7 separate regions of the Homo sapiens genome follow, and all the other regions are linked to region 6. A link is a contact called in ENCODE Hi-C or POLR2A ChIA-PET data. All regions are on one chromosome and are shown on one strand. Each heading gives the region's core, a stretch centred on a gene start or an enhancer-like site at or near the end of the contact. The rest is flanking DNA. Distances are from core to core; before and after follow the strand shown. Region 1 overlaps SHQ1 (SHQ1, H/ACA ribonucleoprotein assembly factor). Region 2 overlaps SHQ1 (SHQ1, H/ACA ribonucleoprotein assembly factor). Region 3 holds the start of SHQ1 (SHQ1, H/ACA ribonucleoprotein assembly factor). Region 4 overlaps LOC105377159 (a long non-coding RNA gene). Region 5 overlaps LINC00870 (long intergenic non-protein coding RNA 870). Region 6 overlaps FOXP1 (forkhead box P1). Region 7 has its middle 36 kb from the start of RYBP.

Region 1 (3,589 bases), core at 935-3,434, 1.7 Mb before region 6:
TTTCTGCATATCAATGCAATAGCCTGTTATCTGCTATTTTTTCAGTGTCTAGTATAGTGCCTGTTATATAAAGGTACTCAGTAAATATCTATAAATATTGTAATAAATGTTTTTATGGTTAAGTTTTATTAAAGTTTAGGTGAGTTCTACCAGATCAAAAAATTGCTACTATAATATTTTAGAAAATAGAGGATTAGCTTTATTGCATAACAGAAGCTCATTATAGTGACTCTTTTTTTTTTTTTTTTTTTGAGACGGAGTCTTGCTCTGTCGCCCAGGCTGGAGTGCAGTGGCACAATGTCGGCTTACTGCAAGCTCTGCCTCCCGGTTTCACGCCATTCTCCTACCTCAGCCTCCCAAGTAGCTGGGACTACAGGCACCGGCCACCGCGCCTGGCTAATTTTTTGTGTTTTTACTAGAGACGGGGTTTCACCCTGTTAGCCAGGATGGTCTCGATCTCCTGACCTTGTGATCCGCCAGCCTCGGCCTCCCAAAGTGCTGGGATTACAGGTGTGAGCTCCCGCGCCCGGCCTATAGTGACTCTTTGTTATAGATTTATTGTCGTTTTCAACAAATCCTGACTTTTATATTTGAGTTTAAGCAGCTTTCAGAGACTTCTCACATTATGTATATATAGACAAATTTTCAGGTTTAGGATTGCTAACAGAATATAGATAGTTAATTGTACATGCTAGGTAGATCTGATCATGAAGTTTGAACAAACTTAAATCATCAAGTGTGTCAACTGGTTTGAGTCAGTTTCCCTAATTTTAGCACGGTATTTTAATGAGGTGGTGTGGGAGAAAATTGATGGTTGCGTAGTTGAGTTTTCTGTCCACCAGGGTGAGCTAGTTGCCCTAAAAATCAAGAGAAGGCGTTCCCTTTGATTTAAATTCTAACTTGCTCTACTTTGATAAACTGTAGCTTGTTCTCAGTCCAGTTTTCTGTGTCAGCAATGCTCTTAGTCTTCTTTGTGTAATTTTAGCAGGAGATCAAGCCACTCAGTCCTTTTAACCACCTGCCCTCCTGACCCTTCATCTGACCCATGACTGATAGCCAGGCTGGTGCATCAGGAACAGTCATAGTCTGCAAAGCCATTATGGTGATTCATTCTAAAAACCACCTTTAAAAATAGCAAGGACATGTGATCTAAGGTAGACGAACTTGAGCTTTGTGTCGAACAGCGTGTCTCTTCTAATAATACCAAATGTAAGATATAAACTAAATGTAGGCTTGGGGTTGGACTTCTTGTTCCACCACATGCCTGCGATATGATCTTGCACCTTTGGGTTGCTGTGGAATGCTGTACCTACCTCAGAGTTGTCCTGAGATTGAATGAAACGATGTATTTAAAATCCTGTAAATGTTAGAAATTATTATTGTAGAGTAAAATCAGTCACAGGAGAGCCAGGAGTTGGATGGTTTCTCTGTGAAATTACAATTTTTATACATTTAGAAAGCTTTAAGGGAAAGTTCCTTGTTAACAAGATTTCTCTCTCATTTGAAAAATCCTGGTTCAAATATTTGGGGCACTCAGAATTGGAGGAATAAATTGAAGTGTGTTGAGCCAGGATAAAATATGGGGGAAAAGAAATAAACCAAGAAATAAACATCACAGTTTTCTGCTGAACTATGGTGCATGCTGCTGTACCTTTTCTCCTCTTCCTCTTTGTTCTTTGCCTCTCTGGCCTTCTTCCTCTTTGTGTCATAGCGTGGGCTGTTGTCTGTTTAACACCTCCTCATCAGGTGTCGCCAGGCAGATACAACAGTGCAGGTGAGGGGTGTACCTTTGATTCATTCTGTATCATAAAATATTAACCTAGATTGCTTTGAATTCCAGATAAGCCTTAGGTGGTGAACTTTGCTCCCTCTTTTTCTCCCTTGGTTGTAATTCTTGTCGTTTTCATCACAGCCCTGAGTTACAACAGGGAGACTTTTCTCCAGCTTTGTAGTGATCCAGATTTTCCTCCCCAAAGGCTTGTAAATGGAAGTGTTAAACGCCGTGCTTCCCCTGAGCTCTGGTTTCATGAGGATGAACTCACCGCATTTCCCATGTTGTCTTTCAGTGGTTAATCTGAAGCTCCAGAGTCTTGGCACGTTATTGCTTGTTATGACACCACGTAACATTTATAGTCAATGAACTTCCTAGCAGGGACATCCTGTTTGGCACCAGTGAGCCCTTCAGTGTTTGTAGAGATAACTGTCAGTGTCAACTTTGAAAGTTGTAGCACTGCAGGGCTACCCATTTAGGCTGAAGGTTTGAATGCAGCACAATTTTTTCTGGTTCCCTTGATCTGGTTCCAGTGAATGTACAATGTAATAGACAGATGTGCGTTACTCTGAGAGCATTGAGATCCTTTGTGATTTAATTGTTGACCCAGATAAGAGGGATGTTTGGGAGGGGGATTTAGAGAGGAAGGGAGGATTTAAAAGTAACAAAATTAGAAAATATTTGGAAGAGAAAAGTGACTACCTTGCAGACATCTTTCATTTTGATAGTCCCTTTGCAGCCTTCAGACATATTGGTGGGGTTTTTGATGTTGGGAGGTGGTCCTTGGCCATTTGCTTCAATGCTAGGGCACCAGTTTCCTCCTCAAATGTATTGAGAGTTCAGCTGACTTTTGTTTCACTGGAGATTATTTTTAAAAGTATAATTAGCCAAAACATTGTGAACTATATAGCAAAGCTGCTTTGTAGTGTAGCTAAGTCATACAAATGCTTGACAAATGTTATTCATGGTGGCAATCATCCAAGCATTGTTGGCACTGCATCTGTAGTTATTTCCAGTACTGCTGCTAGGTTAGACTTGATTGTGTGCAAACTTCCCCCAAGTTCCCCTTTGGGTGATATGATTTACAGCTCTAATAAAAAAGGCCTTAGGGAGCTCAGACTTTTGGTTTCTCTAGTGATTTCCTGGTTTGTTGTTATTGTTATTTATCATCTCTGATTTCTTTGCTTGAATTTCAGAATTTAAATGCATTTGTGTGTTATTAATGAAGTAGGCCACAGTGGAACTTATAAATGCTCAGTAAAAGGTGGAAGTGTTTTAGGGAAAGTCTAGCAGCTCCTAGTATCCAAGAATTCAGAAGAATAATTCAAGTAGGTTTTTCTTCTGTGCACAGTTATTGAAAATGACTAATGTAGAAATACTTACATGTGGATAATGTAACGTCAGAACCTACATTGCCTAGGTCAACTTTTATAAATGGATAAACGTCGATAGGTATGATTACTTAAAAATGAAGGCATAAATATGTAGAGAGTTGACATGTTGCTAAATAGTTTCTGGGCATGCTTACTTTGTGATTGAGAATTATGTGGGAGCAGGGGTCTATTAGTCAACTAGGATATAAAGACTTTTCTCTAGTCAGAGATCATGAACACCTGGCATTTTCCCATTAGCTAAATTAATGAACATCTCAAAAACCATACCTAAGGGAATACTGTCTCTAACCTTCTTGCTAAATACAAGGAGTCATAAAATATTTTGTCAGGTATGCTTTCTTCCTGCAGTGAGTATATGCCTTCATGCCATTTCCTTAAATCAAATTGCTTAAAATGAACTGAGAGCTTTTATTTAAATTAAGGA
Region 2 (3,546 bases), core at 888-3,387, 1.7 Mb before region 6:
CTGTGATGTCCCTCCAAACTTCATGTCCTTGCAGAACCTCACAATGTGACCTTATTTAGAAATAGAGTCATTGCATATGTAATTAGTTAAGATGAGGTCATGCTAGAGTAGGGTGGGCCTTTAATCCACCATAACTGGTAACCTCATAAGAAAAGAAGAGACACTAAGACACAAACAGAGTGAAGATGGCCATGTGAAGTCACAAACACATAGGGAGAACACCCTGAACAACAGAGGCAGAGCTTGGAGTGATGCATTTACAAGCCAAGGAACTCCAAGGATTGCCAGCAACACCAAAAGCTAAGAGAAGGGCATGGAAGGGATTCTGCCCTGAGAAGGAGCCAAACCTGCTGACTCCTTAATTCTGGACTATTAATAGTAGCCTTGGCCAGGTGCGGTGGCTCACGCCTGTAATCCCAGCTCTTTGGAAGGCCAAGGCAGGCAGATCATGAGGTCAGGAGTTTGAGACCAGCCTGGCCAACATGGTGAAACCCTGTCTCTACCAAAATACAAAAATTAGCCGGGCGTGGTGGTGAGTGCCTGTAATCCCAGCTACTCAGGAGGCTGAGGCAGGAGAACTGCTTGAACCCAGGAGGTGGAGGTTGCAGTGAGCCGAGATCGTGCCATTGCATTCCAGCTTGGGCAATAGAATGAGACTCCATCTCGGAAAAAAAAAAAAAAAAAAGAAAAAATAGTAGCCTCAGGAGCTGTGAAAAATAAATTTATATATTTTGTTTTCTGCTACCAGTTTTTGGTGGTTTGTTATGGCAGCCTTAGGAAACTAATACAGGGAGTTTTCAGAAAATGATTCTGCTGATCCATGGACTAGATGATGTTTCTCAGAGCCTATGCCCACGAAATGGCATAAAAACCAGTTGAAATTTGTATGAGAAGTTGTGTTATTGGCCCAAACTAGATATGGTTTAAATAACTCTTTAGCTTGCAGCCTTCCTTGTGTTAAGTTAGTCGTTTCTTGTTCTTAGAGATTGAATGTTTTTGTTAATGGCTGCGCTGGAAGTGCTTCTCACTGTTATAGAATAAGAAGAGACAGCTTCAGGTTCCTCTGTGCATCCATTGGTATTTGTTTTTCTTGGCGGCTCTCAGATTCAAGATAGGAATTTCACCAGCAACTTCTACTTAAAGCCAGTGCATTACCTTTAGATCAGGCTACATACATGTGTTTTGGGCCAAGGAACCTAAAGTATGGAACTGGTTCTTTTCAATAGAGAGGAATTATGATATGTCATTATCATAAAAGCCCTTTTAAAAAAATTTAACTTTTAAGTTCAGGGACACGTGCAGGTTTGTTATATAGGTAAACTTGTGTCATGGGAGTTTGATGTACAGATTATTTTCACCACCCAGGTATTAAGCCTAGTACTTATTAGTTGTTTTTCCTGATCATCTCCCTCTACCTATCCTCCACCCTCTGATAGGCCCTGGTGTGTGTTGTTCCCCTCTATGTGTCCATGTGTTCTTATCATTTAGCTCCCACTTACAAGTGACAACATGCGGTAATTGGTTTTCTGTTCCTGCATTAGTTTGCTAAGGAAAATGGCCTCCAGCTCCATCCATGTTGCTACAAAGGACATGATCCTGTTCCTTTTATGGCTGCATGGTATTCCATGGTGTATATGTACCACATTTTCTTTATCCAGTCTACCATTGATGTGCAGTAAATGCCCTTCAGAAAGTTGAAGCCGGGCTCAGTGGCACGTACCCGTAGTTCCACCTACTTGGGAAGCTGAGGCAGGAGGGCTGCTGAGGCCAGTAGTTCAACATTGTATTGTGGTATTACTGCTCCTTTGACTACTGGTCTCCAGCCTGGGCAATGCAGTGAGACCCCATCTTTCAAAAAAAAAAAAAAAAAAGGAAAGAGAAGAAATTTGATCTACTGTTTGGTCCCAGATAGAACCTGAGATTGTGTGTTTTGTATGCTATGAAATTAAAAGGCCGAGTTAGCCAGTAAGCATCCAGTTTGAACTGTCTGGAATTGCCTCACTGGAGTCTTGTCCTCTGTGATCAATTGTGGGCTCTAGTCTCAGTATGTCATGCCTGGCAGGCTTCTAGGTTTGGGCAGAGGAAATGAAACCTAGTCGGTTACTCTGAGATTTATAGTAGACCTGCTATTGCAGGAAGTGGTGAAAAGTTGATTGATAGTTTGAGACAAAACTCTACAGCAAAAAAACAGGATGTATGCTTTCCATTTATACCCAGTTCCCCCTGCCCCTACATTTCAGGCTCCTTTTGCATTTTGTTTTGGTTGCTTCATAAGGCTGCGGAGGCTTTCCCCCTCCTACAGTCACCAAATGTAAAATAATTGAGGAAATTTTGTATCAGCTTAGCCATAGTAAAGGCAAGTACTTTCTGCTGTTGCAATTACTCTTTCGTGGTAGTTACATGTAGCATAACTTGTCTGCAGTCTTTAAAGAGAAATTCTCCAAATAGGATATTATTTCACATATGCAGAAAGAATGAAAGGTCTTTTTTAAGTTACATTGTAGGATTACATTTCCAGTAACTTTCTAAGAAAAATCTATTTTGAGTGTGGTTTTATTAAAATATGACAGCAGTGGTATCCAATTGTCTCTTTTAAATGCAGCGTCTCTTCATTCTATAATAAATATATTCTTAACAGGTAGGTGATCCTCACTTAGATATAAAACATGTAACTAGCCAGGCATGGTGGCTTACTCCTGTAATCCCCAGCACTTTGAGAGACCAAGGTGGGTGGATCACTGTGAGGTCAGGAGTTTGAGACCAGCCTGGCCAACATGGCAAAACCCCATCTCTACTAAAAATAACAAAAATTAGCCGGGCGTGGTGGCGCATGCCTGTAATCCCAGCTACTCGGGAGGCTGATGCAGGAGAATCACTTGAACCAGGGAGGTGGAGGTTGCAGTGAGCTGAGATCGCTCCACTGCACTCCACACTCCAGACTGGAAGGCAGAGTGAGAGTCTGTCTCAAGAAAAACCTAACCAGACAAACAAAAAACATATACTATAACTAGTAACTCAGCCTATGTGTTTGTTGAGAGTATCAAAATGTACCATGCCCAGGGCTGCCGCTCATGCCTGTAATCACAGAACTCTGGGAAAGCCAAGGTGGGAGGATCACTTGAGCCCAGGAGTTGGAGACCAGCCTGGGCAACATAGGGAGAACCTGTCTTTACAAAAAATATAAAAATTAGCTGGGTGTGGTGGCATGTGCCTGTAGTCCCAGCTACTCAGGAGGCTGAGGTGGGAGGATCACTTTTGCCCAGGAGGTCAAAGCTACAGGGAGCGCTGATTGCACCACTGCACTCCAGAGCCCAGGCAATAAAGCGAGAACCTGTCTCTAAATAAAGAAATAAATAGTACCTGATGTTTGTAAGAGTGGTTATCTAATAATGCCATTTGACCAAGCTTTTGGACATGAACTAGCCTAGTCAGTTTTGAGTACGACAGAGAAAAACTACTACCTACCTTAAGTGAGCTGCTTTCTGAAAAGGTAAGTCTGTTACAAAAGTAGATTGTGTAATTGACAAGGAGTGGCAGATTAGAACC
Region 3 (3,930 bases), core at 1,235-3,734, 1.8 Mb before region 6:
AATGTGCCCATATAAAGTGGGTCTAAACACAAAGCAACAGGGTCCATAGAAATGGATGTAGAAATAGAAAAGGGTCTGAAGTGATAGCTAGGACTGCCTTTGAGGAAGCAGGAGAAAGAACCAAAGTTGCATGGCAGCCAAAAGGAACTTTATGTTCTTAAGTGAGAATGAATCTATAACTTATATTTACCACTAATAGAAATGCAAAAATAAGAGAACTATTGCCTGCAAGAAAACAAAAACCAACAGAAACCCAAAACAACAAAACCTTGTTATATACTTGAAACTATCCGTATTTTGTGATTTAGCAGATGCAGTATATATTTCTTATAATGACGGCAGCACTGAACCATGTTGTCTGTTTTCCTGTGTTGCAGTCCTGTGTGTGTGTGTGTTGCCAGACACATAATAAAGTACCCAGGAAATGCACAGCTCTAGTTTGCAAAGTGCTTTCAATTAGAATTTCCTCATGGATAGCATAGCTTGTTTCAGTTGATTCTCTGGCATTAATAATTTAAAAATATTAATGCTTGTGACCTACAGGAATGAGGTCCCATGGCAGATGTAAAGATTATTTCTTTTTTTTTTTTTTGAGATGGAGTTTCACTCTTGTCACCCAGGCTGGAGTGAAATGGCACAATCTCGGCTTACTGCAACTTCCGCCTCCTGGGTTCAAGGGATTCTCCTGCCTCAGCCTCCTGAGTAGCTGGGATTATAGGCACACACCACCATGCCTGGCTAATTTTTGTATTTTTAGTAGAGACGGAGTTTCACCATCTTGGCCAGGCTAGTCTCGAACTCCTGACCTCAGGTGATCCACCCCCTCGGCCTCCCAAAGTGGTGGGATTACAGGTGTGAGCCACCGCTCCCGGCCAAGATTCTTTGTAAAGAAGCTAATTTGGAATAGTTTAGTCACAGGCCTATCTCAAGGGACCTTTTGAGAGCTTTATTAAATCAAAGTTGGCATCAATTCATTGTCAATATTGAGTGCCTATTACTTGTAAGGCTCAGTATGGTCTAAAGCAGGCAGGCTTGGCTTTAGAATGTGAAACAAAGTAGGTGGTAATAACAGAGGGAGTCAACTCTGTAATAGTGTAGAGCCTGGGCCTAGGAATCAGACTCACCTGGGTTTCAATTCCCATTGCACCACTTACTAGCTGTGAGATCCTGTGCAAGCCAAGGGAATATATAATGCCTACTTCATAGAGCGGTCAGGAGGGAGAATGAGATCATTACAAAGGGTTTGCTGCAGTGCTGGCACATAGTAAATATTCAGTTAATGTTAGCCCCTGTTACTATTAATTTTTTTTCTGAGTCCTAATGAAGTTTCAAGAATGTCTCCTTAGAATCATAAAACAGCTGGAGATTGAAAAGACTTTTGAAGTTTTCTGGTTATCTCCACTGTCCTAGGAGAGTACTTTTCATCCCTTTTCCACTGATACTTAAAACCACGGAATAAATACCACAACTGGATTATTCTAATTAGTGGTGGAATAACAGGAAACAACATGTGTGGAAAGGCCAAGGGAATATGTGGGGGAAGAGGGAAACCAGCGGGAGAGGCACTGAGAGAGTGTAAGGGGCACACTCCAAAGGGAGAAAATACAAGGAAGACAAGTAGAAAAAAAGACAGAAAAGATGTCCTCAGACAAGTGTAAGGACAAGAGTGAGAAAAAGGAAAGAAGGGGAATACAGAGGGACCTTAATTTGTGAATGCAGTCACCGACACGGTTTAAGAGTCAAACGTTCTGAGTTCTAATTACTGTAAAATGCATGGTTATAAAACGTACTGATTAACCTCTCTGAGCCGTTTTCTTTAGAGTTTGCAGCGTAGATTAGATGAGATTAGCGGGACGGACGCTCTGTTAAAGAGAAAACTCTTCAAATAAGCCGTTAAGAATGAGAGAGAAAGCTGCAGAAAAAGAGAAGTGGAAAGAGAGAGGGAGGAAAGGGAAAGTGTAAGAGGAATTGTTCACAAGGCAGGTGAGAACTAAGGGAAACCACTGTAACGGTGCTGCTGTGGCTACTGCGGTGACTACTTCAGCACATCAAGCGTTGACAACTTGCCAAGTTCGTTATTAGAGTTCTACATGCACAATTTCATGCTACCCTCACAGCATTTCTATGGGGCTAGGTTCTCGCATTATCCGCGTTTTACAGAAGATATAGAGAGGTTTTGTAACTTTCCCAAGGTCTTACAGCTGAGAAGTTGTGGCCAGGAAGGGATTCAAACGCACGTCTGTTTACCTGTCAAGCCAGTGCTGTTAAAATCATCTCTAAGAACCTCGAAAAAGGCTCGGTTGCTAGTCATCCCGCCGGTTCAACGCCGGCTCCCAGGCACCACTCGCCACGCCCTTTCTCCGCCCGGGGGTTTTGAAAGTTCCGCCTCTTCTCGAACGGCGTCCCGTCTCCATGGAGATTGGCGTGGGGAGAGACTTCCTGCCTTACGCGCGAGCACTTCCGCCTCGAGCCGGAAGCTCCGTCCCTCACACCGAGAGTTCCTGCGCGTGGGGAGTTGGAGAGTTTGCGTGGCGGGAACGCGGCGGCAGTGAGAGCGAGCGGCGCCGGCCCTTGCGTCCGGTGCGGCGATGCTGACCCCGGCGTTCGACCTCAGCCAGGATCCGGACTTCCTGACTATCGCCATCCGCGTGCCCTACGCCCGGGTCTCCGAGTTCGACGTCTACTTCGAGGGGTCTGACTTCAAGTTCTACGCCAAGCCATACTTTCTCAGGCGAGTTCGGGGTGCCTGGCCGCAGGAAAGGCGCATTCGTTAGATAGCTGCTTTAGAGGGAGAATGCAAGGTCGAGAGAGCAGTGCTCGATTGCGCGAATGCCTTTTCCCGACGTTTCCGCAGCTTCTCTTGGTGCCAGGGAACTGCCCTCTTCCAGGGGTGCGTTTTAGATGCTGCGGAAGCCCTTTTCCTTCTTGAGCTTTCTTAAATCCCATATCAAAGGATTGCGGAATCACTTGAAAAAGTGACGTTTGGACCGTGTCACTTTCCCGTTTCTGCCCTGTCGCCCTAGTTCTCGTCCCGTTCTGACTTGTTCTGTTCTTTCCTTTCACTCCGCGTTTGCTCTCCCAGTCTCTCCCTTCCTGGGAACGGCGCGCGCTGACATCTCCGTGACTTCCCAACCCGTCGGTCCTTTTAACTTTGCCCAGGCCGCCTTCTGTTGATCTATCTCTTGTCTGTCCGCTCCCTACTTACCGAAATTCTTACCTTTTTTGGACCTCTTGACACCAAATTAGCCTAGTTCTCCTGCTTCCCTGCTGTCTGCTGCTCTTCTGTTTGGTTTTGTCCCTGAAGTGTGGTTGTTTCCCCCAAGTCTCCGTGAGGGTCTGTCAGCACTTGATCTGTTTAAATTATTCTCCTTGCAGAATCGTAACCTTGGTAGCAGCTAACACTGATAACTCGTAGTGTGGTGGACAAGCAGTTCCGTTAAGTGCTTTATGATGGTGTATCTCATTTAACTTTGACGGTGATCCTTAGGGATAAGCACTGCTATTAACCCCATTCCACAGAACCCGCTGCTACATATTCATCCTAAAGTATTGCCAATCTCTTGTCCTTCTCTTTATCCATCCTCCTAATCTTTCTGAAGTGTAGCTGCATCCTACTTTTCCCACCCAAGTACTTTTGTGGTACAAACCTTCTCCACCAGTCAAGGTGGTTTTTTCACTGTTGCTGAACCAGTTTTGCTCAGATTTCCCTTAGACCATATAACGTCCGTATTTGAATTATTGCACTTTCCAGTTTTTTAATTCACTTATTTCTTTAATTTATTTATTGAGTTTCAGTGTTGGTATTATTGTGCTGAACAAGACAAAGTCCTGCCCTCATGTACTTTTCACTGGGGAGAGGAAAACAATAAACAGTGTACTTAATTGTGGTGAGTGCTATGAGGAGAAAGAAGTGCACTAATAGAGAATGAA
Region 4 (3,618 bases), core at 1,076-3,575, 1.2 Mb before region 6:
CTTGAAGTGTTACTAATTTAGGGACACATTCAGCAAAAAAATTCTGTGACTTGGTCTTGTACCCAGGATCAACATTTGACAAGCATCCCAGGGGGCTCTCTGATGGCAGCTCTAAGCCCAATCTTGCCTCACCTACTTCCCTCCCATCCTCCAGGCCTCCAAAACCTCCCAAGGCCATTCCAGCTCTAAACTGGAAAATGCGTTTGTTGAAAGGGGTTGAATTGGCATGAAATGACTAAAGGAGGTGCAGTTTAGCAAAGCCACGAACTGGAGCTACCTTCTAAATTAGGATGAGGGACTTTCTTTTCCGGATTAGTCATTGAGCAAGCTCCTTCATTCTCAGAACTGCCTCCGTGCTGCTGGTTGGACAGTTATTCTCACCAACAAGAAGGTAGACGATGGTTAGTCTATCTGCAGCTGCTCCCGCTTACTGAGGGGAAAAGAGAAGACTTCCCCTTGTAACCTGGCTGGGAGCCTTCCCAAGGTGGGTGAGGACATTTCCAAAATATTTTTTATGCTAATTAACGGAGGTATTAAAACGTACTGGCTAAATAATGCTGCCATTGAAAGAAGCAAAGGATGGAAGCACGTCTAACTTCCCTGTAAGTAGGCTTTCTTGTTGAACATTAAAACTCCCACAAATTCCCCTGTGGCTTCATCATAGACTCTGTGGTGACCACTACCTATGGACCACTGTTATGAGACCACTGTCTCATAAAGTGACTTTCTAAAGGCCTCAGATGGTCATCTTCAGAGCGTGGAGGAACAGGGGCCTGGGGCTGAGAAAACTTGATTGGTTTCAGCCTCAAGAAATCAGTACCAGCCCAGGTAATGTTGGGCTTTGGGTCTCTCCCTGTGCCTCCTTTGATAGTTTGGTGTCTTGAGGCACAAGGCAAGGGGACCTCTCCTTCCTCCAGCATCTTGTCACCTAAGAGATTATTTTCCTTTGGTGACACATTCCCACAGTCATAGGTCAATTTTTTTTTGTGAAACAAATCAGCAAAAAAAATCATCATGGGTCTTGCCATAAATCCTCAAGAGCATGTAGTGGGGTGGCGGGTGACTCTGAAAGTATGAAGGCATGAGGTTTTTATTCCTGGTGTTTCTCTCTACCCTCGTCCCCTCCTCCATTCTGGCTGCTGTGTGCATTTTGTTCTCATTGCCTCGGGAGAGGCAGCAACTCGGAGAGAAGAGAATGTCAGCTCTTGGCCTTGGAGTTGCAAAATCTTAGGCCTGCGGGGAGGAGAAGGACTGATGGGCATCAGTGACGGAAGTGGGGAGGAGAGCTGGGAACAAGATGAATTTCTGGGCCTGGAGATGGCAAGGTTTCTTCTGGGTGGGGAAGGAAGAGAGATGGAGGGGACACAATAAAGGAGAGAGGTCCTGCGGCCATGTGGGCTGGAGGAAACTCAGTTTCCAGGTACTGCCCAGCCCCTCCTGGAGAGGGGACTTGGGTCACCCACCAACAATGCCCAAGGGCTCTCAGTCAGCACCTCCACACCCTCCAGCTTATTACTGCGTTACCATACAGCATCAACACATGGGAGTTGCAAAGGTGGTCCTTTCTGTGGACAGCTGGTGGGACCTCCTAGCTCAGAGGGGAACCTCCAGCCATGTCCCGAGTGCTTGTCTGGCACCTTCGACTTCTCCCTCATGGATGTTCCTGTTTCAGCATCGCAGGCCATCTGCAAACTGTGGAGATGGGGTGGGGGCCTGGACACCTGCTGGGGTAGCAGTGATAGAAAGGACAAGAGGACAGGGTCCCTCAGCACTTCTACCTCCTTGAACCTGCCAGAGTCCACCTGCGGAGGTGGGGCGATGGTGAGCCGCAGCCCCCAGGAGCCCTTTAACTACAGAAGCTCATGGCGTGCAGAGGGAGGCAAAAGATGGGCCATGGAGTCACGCGAATCTGAGGACTGGCTCCAACTCCACCTTTGTCTCCCTCTTCGGAAAGCTGAACAGGGTGCAACGTGAGAAGGCGATCTTCCTTCCTGCCTTGCAGGCACTCTGGGGACGCTGCTTGTTTGCTCTGCTCTGCCAACTCTCCCCTGGGGACTCTCCTCCCCAGCCAGGCTGCCCTGGAGGGTGGAGTCTCCCCGCTGTCCTCCTGCTCCACCCCTCAGTCCACAGACCTTTTCATTTAAAGAGTTCATTGCTACAGGAAACAGATGGTAGTCACAAAAATAATAAACAGAGAGAATTTCAAAGGTTCCGGAAGCTCAGAGTCATGGTCTCAGGCCCGTCGTTAAAGACTTCCTTCTGAGATGGGGCCTGAGAATGACTGCAAACACTGTTGTTTCAGCCACTGGGATGGCCGGGCAGGGAACTGCAGTGCTGAGAGCTGTCAGCCCCTGGACTAGTGTGTAACCCTCACAGTCGTCTTGCAATGGGAGGGTGTCATGACCCCCACTTTACAGATGTAAAAACTGAGTTCAGAGAGCAGGATTGGCTGCATGATTTAGGACATTCAGTGTAAAATAAAAATGTGGGGTCTTTGGTTTAAAAATTAAGAACTTCAAGACTGAAACCACAGCAGACTGTTAAACCAAGTGAGGTGTCCTTCTGATCACAGGCCCTGAGTGACTGCCTGGGACACAGGCTTGTGAAGTCAGCCCTGTCAGAGATTAGGTAACTAGCCCAAGGACACCAGCTAGTGAGAGGCAACCGCGGCTTCCATGCAACGTCTAGGACAGCCTTCAATTGAATTTTGCTATCTTCCTGGTCTTTACCTGTGGACACCCCCATCCCTCCCTCCCACCCGCCATGGCTTGGCTGTCGGCATTATTTTTATAACTTAAAAAGAATCGTTAAAAAGTAAAGCATGACTTTAAGACGCCAACACTACACAAATCCTGATGTTGCTCCCAGAAGCCCTTTGGCTTTTGCTAAAACGGAGGCGGAAGAGGTGATTGGGCATTGCCCCACCTCCTCCTCCATTCAATTAACTTGACAAGGAAACATTTTTGAGACAGATGATTCTCATTTTTAATGCAGTTTGAAAGTCCCTAGGGGCAGGAAGACACTCGGGCTTGCCTACTTCAGGAAGTGGTGTCTTCCCTCCAATTTATACGGACTTTATTTTAAGAGACCTCAGCTGGCTCAGTCCACATTGATAAGCTTCCCCAATGGGATATGCATAATATAGGGCTTACAGTACACATTCAACACAATATCTTAATACATGTTTATACGAATATATATTTGTATTTTATGCTATTATCACAGTGGTTCTTAGAGGAGAGAATGACTTTACCCCTTAGGGGAACATTTAGCAATGTCTGGAAGACATTTCTGCTGTCACAGCTAAGAAGCAGCTGCTATTGGCTTCTAGTGGGTGGGGTTTGGGGGTGCTGCTAGACATCCTACCATGCACAGGGCAGCCCCCCACAACAGAGAAGTATCCAGCCCAAAATGTCAGTGCTGAGGCTGAGAAGCCACAACAAGCAATCATAATTAATTGGTATTGTCAAGGAATGAAAGATTACTGGGACTGGAACCCCACTTTGTAAAAAATCTACCCTTAGGAAATAAATTTTTGAGTGCTGCCAACTGAATTTGTGACTATTATGTAATAACTAACTGGGTCTCAAGTTAGGAGTCAGTTGAACCTCAGATAAT
Region 5 (3,578 bases), core at 1,009-3,508, 1.1 Mb before region 6:
CTTCATTCAATCTATTGGGATGCGTTGTTTTGGTTAAAATGTATTTAAAAATTCAGCTTCACACAGTTGGAAACGAAAGGACGATTTTAATACCCTCTTCAGATAACTGTGGCTATTCCTTTGTGATACTATACCAAAACTCAACAAGTGGTAGTTTTTGTACTGGTTAGATGCAACATGAAATCTGAAAACCTATCAGTGAGCTTTTATATTTTATCATATTAAAATCAATCTGTCTATGTTGTGTTTTAAATGGACCTTTTACCCATGTGTGATTCTATAACATTATATCAACTATTTGGAAAATATTGGTTCACAGAGTTCTGCAGATCTACCAAATGTTGACACATTTTGTTACATAATATCAAAAGGTCGCATGTGTTCATATCCACACTGATCTTATCAGAAGAGTCTTCAAACATGGGGAAGCTGTCAAGCACATAGTGGAGGATATAAGTTTTCCAGAAATTCTGTTTTTTGATGGCAAGCTAAAATTTTTTCATTGGCAGCAATGAGAAGGCATGAGATTGCTACCTAGCCTTAGTCTCACATAAACTCAAAGCTTCCCTCCCCAACTTCTCTCTTCTTCAGTCTTTGCCATGCACCAGAGGTCCTGTCTTTCAGCAATGCTCTTCTGCAAGTGAGGTAATATTGTATTAGCTTTTGTGTGTCACTGATTTTTTTTTCTTTTACCTTTTTCTGTATAGTCTGGATAAGCCTATTGTTTCTGCATCTAACCCTGCTAGCTTCAAATTACTTTCTCCTCCTCCCTGTGGAATGGTGGATTGGTTCCCATGAGCAGTCAAAGACAAGACAGGGAACAGTATGAGGCCACCTACTGAATAGTTCTTGAATCAGTCACCTTCCCCCACTCCTAGCCACCACAACTTAGCCAGAAGCCACCATTTTCTTTGGCTGGGATTTTGGCAACAGGCTCATAACAGGTCTGCAGGCCTTGAGTCTGGAGGCCTCGCCTAGTCCATTCCCTTCTGGCAAGCCAGAGAGCAAATCTGCAGCAGTCCTGCCCCGATACCTACTGCAACCTGGGAGAAGAGCACAAAGGAGGGTGCAAGGCCCATCTCCAGCCCCACGCATGTGGACCCCACAGACTGCAAGTCCAAGAGTTGCCCACCCCTCCTGTACACACACGGTTGCCTCTCAGATTGGCCTGCTGGACAAAAGCTGTAGCAGCCTCCCTGGAGAAGGAAGAGGGACAAGAGAAAGAGGTGTGCACAGACCCTAAAGGTAGGCTCAGGATGTTTGGAGCAGGAGTTCCAAGTATGTAAAGCATGATGCATAAAGAAGTGGATGTAGGTTCCAGGTGGCGAATCCTTAGGTATCACCACTCCTCAACCAGGTTGTCGGGGAGGCAGTGGGCTCCAGGGTAGAGCCCTATAAATCACACCCTAAGCAAGAACCTCAGGTGCCCGTGTCTAAAGGTGTAACAGTGTGCAAATGTAACCTACATGACCCTTCATCATTCACAGGATCAAGTGCCCACGCCTTGGTCTACCAGGCCTCTCCCAGTCTGGCTCCTGCCTACCTGTCTTTCTTGCCCTTGACTGTGTCTGGCTCTCGTCCCTAGGTGCCCCATGCTGTCTCACTGCAGGGACTTTACAGCACGTGACCTCCTCTGGGCCTTGCCCTGGATGACATCTCATCTTTGCTGTGCTCTGCTCAGAGATCATTCTTCCCTGGCACCCCAGTCCGCCAGCTCTAGACTTAAGTCTGGGTTGGCTTCTAGTCTTTGGCCTTCACAGCTTTCATATCCTCTCTGTCCTCCACCACAACAAAGCATGACAGCTATCATTAGGCAGTGCTCACTATTTACAGCTAAGGGCACTGAGTGCTTCCAGTAACTCTATGACATGCATGCTGTGTTTATGCCCATTTTACAGGTGAGGGAACTGAGATGAAGCATCGTAACTAATTTGGCCACAGGGCCAGCTAATAAGAGAGTCAGGCTCCAAGTTTAGACACCAAGCTTTTAACCACTGTGCCAGTGATTTTCGGTCCTTAAACTTTTGAGTACAACAGAATCACTGGTGTGCACACGATTGATGTGCAGCAGAGGGGAGAGAGTAAGTTTATTAAAGTACAGACTCCTGGGCCCCACCAATCCAGAGATTCTGATTCTATAGGTCAAAGGTGGGGCCCAGAAAGCTGCATTTTTATAAGCTCCCCAGGGGATTCAGATGCAGGTATTAGGGGGAACCACACTTGGAGAATCACACACTTTCCTGCCTAACCGCAAGTCCTAAACTGCAACCCGCTAAATATAATTAGGTCTTCTGGGCTCAGCAGGGCCCCTGAGAAGGAGGAAGAAGATACTGCGTGCATCTAGCAAGTTCTCCACACCACCTGTGGTGGTGGTTGGAGTGGGGAGGGCCTTTCCCTGGGGGGAAGATACACACCCTGGTTGCATCATATAGACACAACACCAGAGCCATAATCTGGGGTGTCCAGAAGCCAGCACACCCTCCACATTCTGTGTTCAGCTCCGGCTTGGCCACAATTACCTGGAACCTGGTCTGTCTGCCCCTGCCCCACCCCTCTGGCTGCTGCTAGTTAACTGGAAGCTGTGGCCACAGGGCGTATGGGCTGAGAACATAATTAGGGAGCCCATTCCCAGCCGAACAGCCGGAGGACTTTTGTACCTTGTCCATCTCTTCTCTGAGACTTGTCAAGACACTCAGTGGTTGGTCAGCAGCCCTGACTTGGGTACCATAAAGCAGGGAGGATGGGGGGCAGCAAAGAGGACTGTGTGGTGACCTCACTGGGTGGTCTCCTTCAAGCCTTTCCAGCTCTGCCAGCAAGAACAAAGTGACAAGGCCTCTTCTTAGAAGGAGGAAAGAGATGTGTCCTCAACTCAGGGGACAGCCAGGGCGATCTGAGACACTGGGCCTTTCTTTCACCTCATTGTTTCCTCTGTCATAATTTTCAATTTTCCCCTGCCTTTCTTTCTTTCTTCTTTTTTTTTTTTTTTTTTTTTTTAGATGGAGTCTCGCTCTGTTGCCCAGGCTGGAGTGCAGTAGCGTGATCTTGGCTCACTGCAACCTCTGCCTCCCGGGTTCAAACTATTCTCCTGAGTCAGTCTCCCCACTAGCTGGGATTACAGGCATGTACCACCACACCCAGCTAATTTTTGTATTTTTAGTAGAGATGGGGGTTTCACCACGCTGGCCAGGCTGGTCTCGAACTCCTGACCTCAAGTGATCTGCCCATCTCGCCTCCCAAAGTGCTGGGATTACAGGTGTGAGCTACCGCGCCTGGCCTCCCCTGGATTTCTATTCCTTTCTTAATCATCTTCTCTGTCCCTGTCCACTTTACCTTTTGAGAGAGATTATTCCCAGAGTCCCCAGTGAGTCATCTGTAGCCAGGTTGTGACCCCCTGACCAAGCAGGGCCAATGGGATTTCCCTCCCAGTGACCTGGCCTTAGGGCTCAGACTTACAAATCAAGTCGCTTCGTGGACTAAACCTTTAAGGTGCATAGACTTGGGCTGGAGCTGCCTGTGCTGGGGTGGTTGGGGTGGCCGTGCTGGGGAGGCATTTGGGAGTCACATGTTCTGGTGTGCAA
Region 6 (3,606 bases), core at 102-2,601:
ATATTTATATCTAACTGCATCTCTGGTGTCTCAGAAGTCTTTGACATCATTGGAATGACTTTGTTAGTACCTTTCCCATAAATAGTTAGCTAGACAGGTGAAAGTTCAAGAAAAATAATGAGATCCTTTACGCAACTCAAATAGACTGTTCATGAGATTCCCTGTTCAACAAACATCTGACAAATTATTGGGTGGTTGTGTTGACCTAGACACCTAGAGTGAGGCACCTAGAGTGAGCAGCAGAGAAAGCAGCCGGGAGATTACATTCTTATGGGACATTAAACTGGTAAGCCAAAAAAAAAAAAACAAAAAACAAAACAATGTATCACCACATGTTGTGTGACGATGAAATCTGTAAGAAAACAAAGTAGATTAAGATAAACACCGTGGTGATGACAGTCCCATGTTTGACTGGCTGGCCAGGGAAGGACTCTGAGGAAATGGTCTTTGAGTAGAGACCTTGACTGAGTGAGGGACTGAGTCTTGCGTCTATCTAGGGAAGAAAGTTTCAGGTTCGGGGAAGAGCAAGTTTAAGAGCCCCCAATCAGAAACAAGCTTGGTTGCTCTTTCGCAATTTCCAGAGACTCCATCTATTCCCCAGCATCTTGGTTCTCACCACTGCACTGCTTATGGTTGACCGTCAGCTTTGCTTTTTTGACCATAGTCTTACAGCCCTGGCTTAGCCTTCTCTGAAAACATACATTTGCACACTAAGCCAGATTCACATGGGAGGTACATTATGCCGTGGCCTAGTCTAGTGTGTATTTCCCCTTTCTCTCCCCACAAAGATTTTACAAAACTTATACATGCAAACAGGTATTTTTGTTTGTTTCACATGAGTCGCTTTTGCATAATATAACAAGCCCATGATTTCACATGTACAGTAATTCATAGAAAGTGATAGTCATCTTGCTTAGACACCTTAGTTCTCAAATCTAGCCTGCTAAATATAGTACCTTCTCAGACCCATATAAGGTGTCATAAAAAAAGAAAAAATAAAGGTCAAAGTTTCCCCACCCACAAATTTGGTTATAAAAACAGCAAAGCAGGGTTTTTCTGAACTTGAATCAGTAAATTTTTAATTTAAATAGTATCCTGTTTTGACAAAGTGCTAAACCACAGAGGTCTGAGAAAGACACTCTTAAGCCTTTGTCAATACCAGCTGGCATCTCTCAACAGGAAACCTTGGATGACTTTTGTTGTCATTTTGTGATGCACTGACAAGGAATGCGTGCCCTTATTTGTTGCATCAAGGAAATGGTCAGAGTACCTCTGATGCGGCTCGATGCCGTTTACATCAATATGTTGCATAATCCTTTGCCAGACAAAACCGGTATTTTGTTGTCGTTGTTTGATCAATTAACATTGGATTTCTGGCTTTGCTAAGTGCACCTCCAGAGCAAGACACAAAATGATGTCACATGAGTTCTGTTCTCTGACCCACCCAACAAAGAACTGAGCTAACCTGCAACCCTTTTCCTGCCTTGGTCTTTTGATCTCATCAGTTGTGCAGCTCACCTCTTCAGGGCCTGCACAGCTCTTGAATGGTGTGGACTGTCCCGAGGAAATCCAAGGTACTATAAGAGCTCTTTGTTGGAATTCAGTCCCTAGCCCTCTCTTTATCTCACTTTGTTTCATGTTGAATAGTAAGTTGCATTTTACTGTTATGGTGACTGCATTTTTCTTATGGGGCCTTCAGGGTAAACAGCCGTTAGTTTCCATCTGTGAACACACATGTAGCTTGTGTTTGGGTAGGGTGCCTGGTGCTTCCAAAGTCATTATTTTCTCTGTAATGTTTGTTCTCCATGGTTGTGCATAGATAGATTCTATGCCCCAGTGCAGGACGAAGAGGTAGCCTGTAATTCCAGCTGAATGTGTTGCAGTTGAAAGTGGGACGGGAGTGGAAGCAAGTGATGGATCAAGCAAATCGCTTTTAATTTTACATAAATTGGTTTTCTGCTTTCCTCTGGGGCAGAAGTTTGCTGCTCAGGGTCATGTTAAATGTCGCTGATGATTTGGAAGAGAGGCATTCCTGGAAAATATCCGGTGAGACAGAACTTGGGATTTCAGTCCCTGCCTCTCATTGACAGACTTGGGGAAATTAGAGATGGAGTCTCTAGCCTGGGATGGGAGCCGTTATCTCTGGACCAGCTAGAGACACTGGAGATTAGAAAAGGCAACAGCAATTTTAGATTCCCGAAGAATAAAATTATCATGACATTTATCAAATGTGCTCCCTTTCCCCCCGGTACATTGCATAATAATGATGTTTGTATATGTTGTTGTCACATAAGCAAGAACGAGAGAAGATCCCCTTTCATGGGATGCTCACAGATTTCCTTAATATGAAATTAACTAGCAGTCCTAGATAAGTAAGCTAGAACTGTAATGGGCACAGTCTGAAAGAGGGCAGAGCTTTCTTTTTGCCCCTTGGCCAAGGACAAAACATGGGCAAGGCCAGTTGTCAACATGAGACACTGGTTTCAGGTTTGCAGCTACAAAGAATACAGTTGTGATGGATTTCAATCCGATATTTGCAGTTCCAATGCTAGAATTTTCAGCCATGTCATCCTGAGTCTCTTTAGGCTTTAGAAACAAAGGATTCATGTTTGAATCGTGACCTGCCACCATGACCTTGGGCAAAATAGAAAACTTTGTTTCTTTGTCTATAAAATGGCCGTAAATGTGCGGTGGCTCACGCCTGTAATCCTAGCACTTTGGGAGGCCAAGGCGGGCAGATCACGAGGTCAAGAGATCAAGGCCATCCTGGCCAACATGGTGAAATCCTGTCTCTACTAAAAATACAAAAAATAGCTGGGTGTGGTGGCACCCGCCTGTGGTCCCAGCTACTCAGGAGGCTGAGGCAGGAGAATCGCTTGAACCCAGGAGGCGGAGGTTGCAGTGAGCCAAGATCACACCACTGCACTCCAGTCTGGCAACACAGTGAGACTCCATGTAAAAAAAAAAAAAAGGCCATAAATGATACCCACCATACAAGAACCAAATGAAAACTTGGACATAAAGCACCCAGCTAGAGACACACAGCATGTGACATACGCTTAACGAAAGGTGCTAATAATGTTATTAGAATTTCACTGGATTGTTGTTGATGATTCTAATATAATATTCCTTAATAGTAAAAAGCTGAAGCCATAGGAGCCCAGTAATCTTCACCTGGAATTTCACAGTAACAGGAAAATAAATGAAACTTTGGGATACTAAATATTAATGGGGTGAAGTAAAAAAAGCTAAGTGGGGCCTGGCGTAGTAGCTCACACCTGTGATGTGAGGCACTTTGGGAGGCCAAGGCAAGAGAATTGCTTGAGGCCAGGACTTCGGGACCAGCCTGGGTAACACAGGGAGACCCTATCTCTACAAAAAAAAATTTTTTTTTAAATTAGCTGAATGTGGTGTTATGCACCTGGAGTCGCAGCTACTTAGGAGGCTGACATGGGAGGATTGCTTGACCATGGGAGGTTGAGGTTGCAGTGAGCTGTGATTGTGTCACTGTACTCCAGCCTGGGGGACAGAGTGAGACCTCGTCTCAGAAAAGAAAAGCAAAAAGCTAAGTGGAAGAAAAAAAGTAGTTGCAAGCTGTTACAGAGC
Region 7 (4,061 bases), core at 278-2,777, 1.4 Mb before region 6:
AAACTTGTAGTAGCACTGGCAAGTACGCTTATGACCTTTTCCTCCAGTTTCCTTTCTCCCTATATATTCTTTAAAGCAAAGGGTTGCAGAAGGTCAGAATGGAGCATGATCTTTGTTCCACGAGTATGTTGTGCTTTGATTAAAATATTCCCAGTTACAGGCTCGGTGAGGTGGCTCGTGCCTGTAATCCCAGCACTTTGGGAGGCTGAGGTGGGTGAATCACTTGAGGTCAGGAGTTCGAGACCAGCCTGGCCAACATGGTGCAACCCCGTTTCTACCAAAAAATACAAAAATTAGCCAGGTGTGATGGTGTGTGCCTGTAGTCCCAGCTACTCAGGAGGCTGAGGCATGAGAATCGCTTGAACTTGGGAAGTGGAGATTACAGTGAGCCGAGATTGTACCGCTGCACTCCAGCCTGGGCGACAGAGTGAGACCCTGTCTCAAAAAAAAAAAAAAAAATTCTTAGTTACATGAGAAGCAGGCCAGTGTTGCCTTCATGGCATTCCCAATTGAAGCACTTATCCCTATGAAGTGACAAACTCTATACATACTATAAAGGTTAATAGCTGGCCAGGTGTGGTGGCTCACACTTGTAGTCTCAGCACTTTCGGAGGCCAAGTTGGGGGGATTGCTTGAGCCCAGGAGTTCGAGACCAGCCTGGGCAACACAGTGAGACCCTGTCTCTATGAAAAGTAAATAAATAAATAAATAAATAAATAAATAAATAAATAAATAAAAAGTTTAAGAGCCCAGCCTGTGGAAGCAAGATGACTTTAATTAAAATTAATCCCAGCTGCTTTATGAACCAGCTGTTCTTGGGACGTCTCAGAGCCTCAGCTTCCTCACCTGTAAAATGGGCATGATAGTAATATCTTTCTCAGGGGCTGTTGTGAGGATTTTGAAAAGCAATGAACATAAATGGCTGACATTCCACCAATACACACTGAGTAAAGTGCCTAGAACATTTTCAGCCCTCAATAAATATAACCTATTAAAACACATGTTCTGCTGAAGCCAGAATCTATGATTCTTCCCTCTCACTCTTAAATAGATTTTTAAAAAAGCATTTGATCTAATTATGTTAAAGATATATATACAAGGGGAAGACAGAAAGAAAACATACTATGATCTTTCCTGTTTGTCTACGTGTGTGATGCTATATATAATTTTTATTTTCTTCTTTCAGGCCTCTTGTGTTCCAGATTCTTTTGCAGTGAGCATATATATTAGTTTTACGACCAGAAGATAAGCCTTGACAAATGCTATCTTTAAAAGAGAAGAAAATATCGAGGCAAACTGCAGCATGATTTTATAGAAACTGAGTGAAAAAAAAAAAATCCCAGCTAGATGGAGAATTAGATGTTTTCTGGTCAAGAGCTTATTGGGAGGGAAATGACATCAATTTGGGTTCGCATCAGCTTGAGTGAAAAATCATAATGCAAAATGAAAGTACACGGGGCGGGTGCGGGGAGGGGCGCTGAACCCACGCTGGGATTTTGCCGTGTGAATCATCAAGCTAGAAATGACCTCAGGAGGGCATGTGGCCCCGCCCCCACCCCTCACCTCGGGAAGGTTGCCCAGCGACTTTTCAGGACAAATGAGCAATGGTCCTATTTATAAGCCCTCTAGGAACTAAATCTACACACATTTCCTTCCTCCTAAGCTTCAGGCAGTCTTGATTTAGCTTTTGCAGGTGCCCTCAACTAGCATTCTCCAACCTACTTCTCCTTCTGCCTGGAAGAGGCCTGGGAGTTGTCCCAGATCTTTCCTACCTACCCCTGAAGGACCCTGGGTCCTTGAGCAAAACCAAATCCCCCGGAAGTCAGTTTTGTCAGCTGTAAAATAGGGATAGGAAGGATTTGAAGAATGCCTAGCTGGGAGTGAAAAGGAGGCCTTCCAGTGCCAGAGGCCGTGTCTTTAACCATGTCTATACCTCCCTGGTGGGAAAAGGCAAGACACAAACAGAGGTAGCTTGTTTACAACAAATTGACAGGAATTTGAAGTTGGGGGTGGCAAGCTTGTTAAGAAGAAGCCAAGGCCACAGAGATGGGAAGCAGGAAGGGATTGAGAGGAGAGGGTCCAGAGAAAAACAGAGGCAGCTCAGGAGAGCAATGATTAGCAAGGACATCTCTAGAGCAAGAGAAGCCCCCGGTGTAGGGACAGTCCAGAAAACTCAAGAACCAGGATGCTATATTGCTTTTTTTATTTTTATTTATTTTTTACTTTTTAAAATATTTTGAGATAGAGCCTCGCTCTGTCACCCTGGCTGGAGTGCAGCAGTGCCATCCTGGCTCACTGCAACCTCCACCTCCCAGGTTCAAGTGATCCTCCTGCCTTAGCCTCCCAAGTGCCTGGGATTATAGGTGTGCACCACCACACCCGGCTAATTTTTTGTATTTTTAGTAGAGACAGGGTTTCACCGTGTTGGCCAGGCTGGTCTCAAACTCCTAACCTAAAGTGATCCACCTGCCTCCCAAAGTGCTGGGATTACAGATGTGAGCCGCTGCACCCAGCCAAGAACCAGGATGCTGTGTTCCTGTAATTGACCAGATATGCAGGACTGCAATACCCCTTCCGTTATCCACAAACACTTTTGGGAACCAGCTTTGTGTTCATGATGCTATGAGGCATGGCAGATGTGAGGTGGTCCAGGGGTAACAGAGATGGGGAGAGAGAATGGCAGCTTCAGGAACAGAGGATGATGGCTAAGGACCAGATGACAGTGGTGACCGAGGGCGTAACCCCCACTGACCAGGAGAAGGTATGTCTTTCTGGAAATCTGTGGAGTTTTTGAAGATGTGTCAGAGTGCTGCAGTGGGGCTGAAACCATTTTCTTTGTTTGTTAAAGAGTGATTACTGAGTTCTGAAGAACCTGGGGCTCTCCAGGAGGGAGGTTTTCTGGGTGACAAGTATTAGCAGTGTAAAATGAGTATTAGTGAAGTGCATTGCTAGCAGCATTTTTTTTTTTTTTAAAGGCAGAATCTTGCTCTATCACCCAGGCTGGAGGGCAGTGGCAGGATCTCGGCTCACTACAACCTCTGCCTCCTGGGTTCAAGCGATTCTTGTGCCTCAGACTCCCAAGATTACTCAGGGTTACAGGCACACACCACCATGCCTGGCTATATTTTCAGTAGAGACAGTGTTTCACCATGTTGGCCAGGCTGGTCTCAAACTCCTGGCCTCAAGAGATCTGCCTGCCTTGACCTCCCAAAGTGCTGGGATTACAGGTGTGAACCCCATGCCCAGCCTGCTAGCAGTTTTGATGTTGGTATTGTATTAGTATTAGTATCTATCTTAGTCTGTTTGTGCTGCTATAACAAAATACCACAAATTGGGTAATTTATCAATTTATTTCTCACAGTTCTGGATTCTGATAAGTCCAACATCAAGGAACTGGCAGGTTTTGTGTCTGGTGAGGGCCCAGTCTCTGCTTCTAAGATGGTGTCTTGAATGCTGTGCCCTCCCACGCAGAAGGCAGAAGGAAAGGCAAAAAAAGAACCAAACTGCCTCCATCAGGCCCTTTTGTGATAGCATTGATCCATTCATGAAGGCAGAGCCCTCCTGATCTAAACACCTCCCCAAAGGTTCCACCTCCCAACACTATTGCATTAAGGATCAAGTTTCCAACACATGAATTTTGGGGGACACATTCAGATCACAGAAATATCCATATTCCTTCCCCTCCCTCAAGTCCTGGATGAGCTCCTACGTGTATTCTCCTAGGGCCAAATCAATGAACCACTGCCCAGACCCTGCCTCCCTGCATGTTGATGAGAGTGGCATGTGGTATTGAATTAAAAGCCCTCCAGAGGCGAGGAGATACACTTATTGCTCCCTTATCCGCATGCCAGGTCACTTCATCATGAGAGGAAATTAAATTGGCTTGGAATGAATTGCTCCTCCCAAAGCCATGCTGGTCCCTAAACCTTCCTAGATGGCTCCAAAGCTGAAGGGTTGATTATCTATTGCAGCATAACAGATTTCTGCTCAGTTAAATAGCCCAAAGTGACAATACACTCACAGTTTATTCTCTCACACAGTTTATGGTAGGCAGGAAAGAG

Evidence for each region. A loop is a pair of places that touch in the nucleus more often than their neighbours do. ChIA-PET counts read pairs that join two places held with the same protein, here RNA polymerase II (POLR2A). Pooled maps may share reads with other maps.
Region 1: a pooled map shows a loop between it and region 6 (8-fold over the local background). The contact joins two enhancer-like sites. A Hi-C loop is called at or near these places in 3 of 37 single-sample maps with no recorded cell type and 2 of 50 pooled maps.
Region 2: a pooled map shows a loop between it and region 6 (9-fold over the local background). The contact joins two enhancer-like sites. A Hi-C loop is called at or near these places in 2 of 37 single-sample maps with no recorded cell type and 3 of 50 pooled maps.
Region 3: a loop to region 6 is called in a pooled map, with 8 times the contacts of the local background. The contact joins the promoter of SHQ1 here to the enhancer-like site in region 6. A Hi-C loop is called at or near these places in 3 of 37 single-sample maps with no recorded cell type and 2 of 50 pooled maps.
Region 4: a loop to region 6 is called in a map with no recorded cell type, with 28 times the contacts of the local background. The contact joins two enhancer-like sites. A Hi-C loop is called at or near these places in 4 of 37 single-sample maps with no recorded cell type and 4 of 50 pooled maps.
Region 5: a pooled map shows a loop between it and region 6 (12-fold over the local background). The contact joins two enhancer-like sites. A Hi-C loop is called at or near these places in 4 of 37 single-sample maps with no recorded cell type and 4 of 50 pooled maps.
Region 7: a pooled map shows a loop between it and region 6 (5-fold over the local background). The contact joins two enhancer-like sites. A Hi-C loop is called at or near these places in 1 of 37 single-sample maps with no recorded cell type and 3 of 50 pooled maps. POLR2A ChIA-PET finds 5 or more read pairs at or near these places in 1 of 52 experiments (activated T-cell).

What each region holds. Positions count from the first base shown.
Region 1 is chr3:72,819,811-72,823,399 of GRCh38, reverse strand. The region is part of intron 6 of SHQ1 (SHQ1, H/ACA ribonucleoprotein assembly factor); the gene reads left to right. Among named protein-coding and RNA genes, the nearest start is that of SHQ1, 27 kb to the left of the region's middle. RefSeq lists enhancers at 804-1,083, 1,104-1,153. Within about 2 kb of position 2,184, at least 13 of the 41 ENCODE cell types and tissues checked have a DNase peak (open chromatin) inside an H3K27ac peak, as active enhancers do.
Region 2 is chr3:72,755,707-72,759,252 of GRCh38, reverse strand. The region is part of intron 10 of SHQ1 (SHQ1, H/ACA ribonucleoprotein assembly factor); the gene reads left to right. Among named protein-coding and RNA genes, the nearest start is that of SHQ1, 91 kb to the left of the region's middle. Within about 2 kb of position 2,137, at least 3 of the 41 ENCODE cell types and tissues checked have a DNase peak (open chromatin) inside an H3K27ac peak, as active enhancers do.
Region 3 is chr3:72,846,999-72,850,928 of GRCh38, reverse strand. It overlaps SHQ1 (SHQ1, H/ACA ribonucleoprotein assembly factor), which reads left to right and starts at 2,484. Exons shown (of 11, transcript NM_018130.3): 1 at 2,484-2,731. The coding sequence starts at 2,589. RefSeq lists an enhancer at 2,166-2,265.
Region 4 is chr3:72,309,223-72,312,840 of GRCh38, reverse strand. It overlaps LOC105377159 (a long non-coding RNA gene), which reads left to right. Exons shown (of 3, transcript XR_940960.2): 3 at 344-489. Among named protein-coding and RNA genes, the nearest start is that of RYBP, 140 kb to the left of the region's middle. RefSeq lists enhancers at 1,826-2,005, 2,186-2,495. Within about 2 kb of position 2,325, at least 17 of the 41 ENCODE cell types and tissues checked have a DNase peak (open chromatin) inside an H3K27ac peak, as active enhancers do.
Region 5 is chr3:72,162,816-72,166,393 of GRCh38, reverse strand. All of the region lies in intron 2 of LINC00870 (long intergenic non-protein coding RNA 870), which reads right to left. Among named protein-coding and RNA genes, the nearest start is that of LINC00870, 13 kb to the right of the region's middle. RefSeq lists enhancers at 1,591-1,700, 2,211-2,480, 3,481-3,578. Within about 2 kb of position 2,258, at least 4 of the 41 ENCODE cell types and tissues checked have a DNase peak (open chromatin) inside an H3K27ac peak, as active enhancers do.
Region 6 is chr3:71,085,101-71,088,706 of GRCh38, reverse strand. The region is part of intron 7 of FOXP1 (forkhead box P1); the gene reads left to right. LOC124906247 (a long non-coding RNA gene) reads right to left here. Exons shown (of 2, transcript XR_007095956.1): 2 at 1-3,606. Among named protein-coding and RNA genes, the nearest start is that of FOXP1-AS1, 200 kb to the left of the region's middle. RefSeq lists an enhancer at 764-863. Within about 2 kb of position 1,351, at least 7 of the 41 ENCODE cell types and tissues checked have a DNase peak (open chromatin) inside an H3K27ac peak, as active enhancers do.
Region 7 is chr3:72,480,562-72,484,622 of GRCh38, reverse strand. No RefSeq gene overlaps it. Among named protein-coding and RNA genes, the nearest start is that of RYBP, 36 kb to the right of the region's middle. RefSeq lists an enhancer at 1,614-2,114. Within about 2 kb of position 1,527, at least 16 of the 41 ENCODE cell types and tissues checked have a DNase peak (open chromatin) inside an H3K27ac peak, as active enhancers do.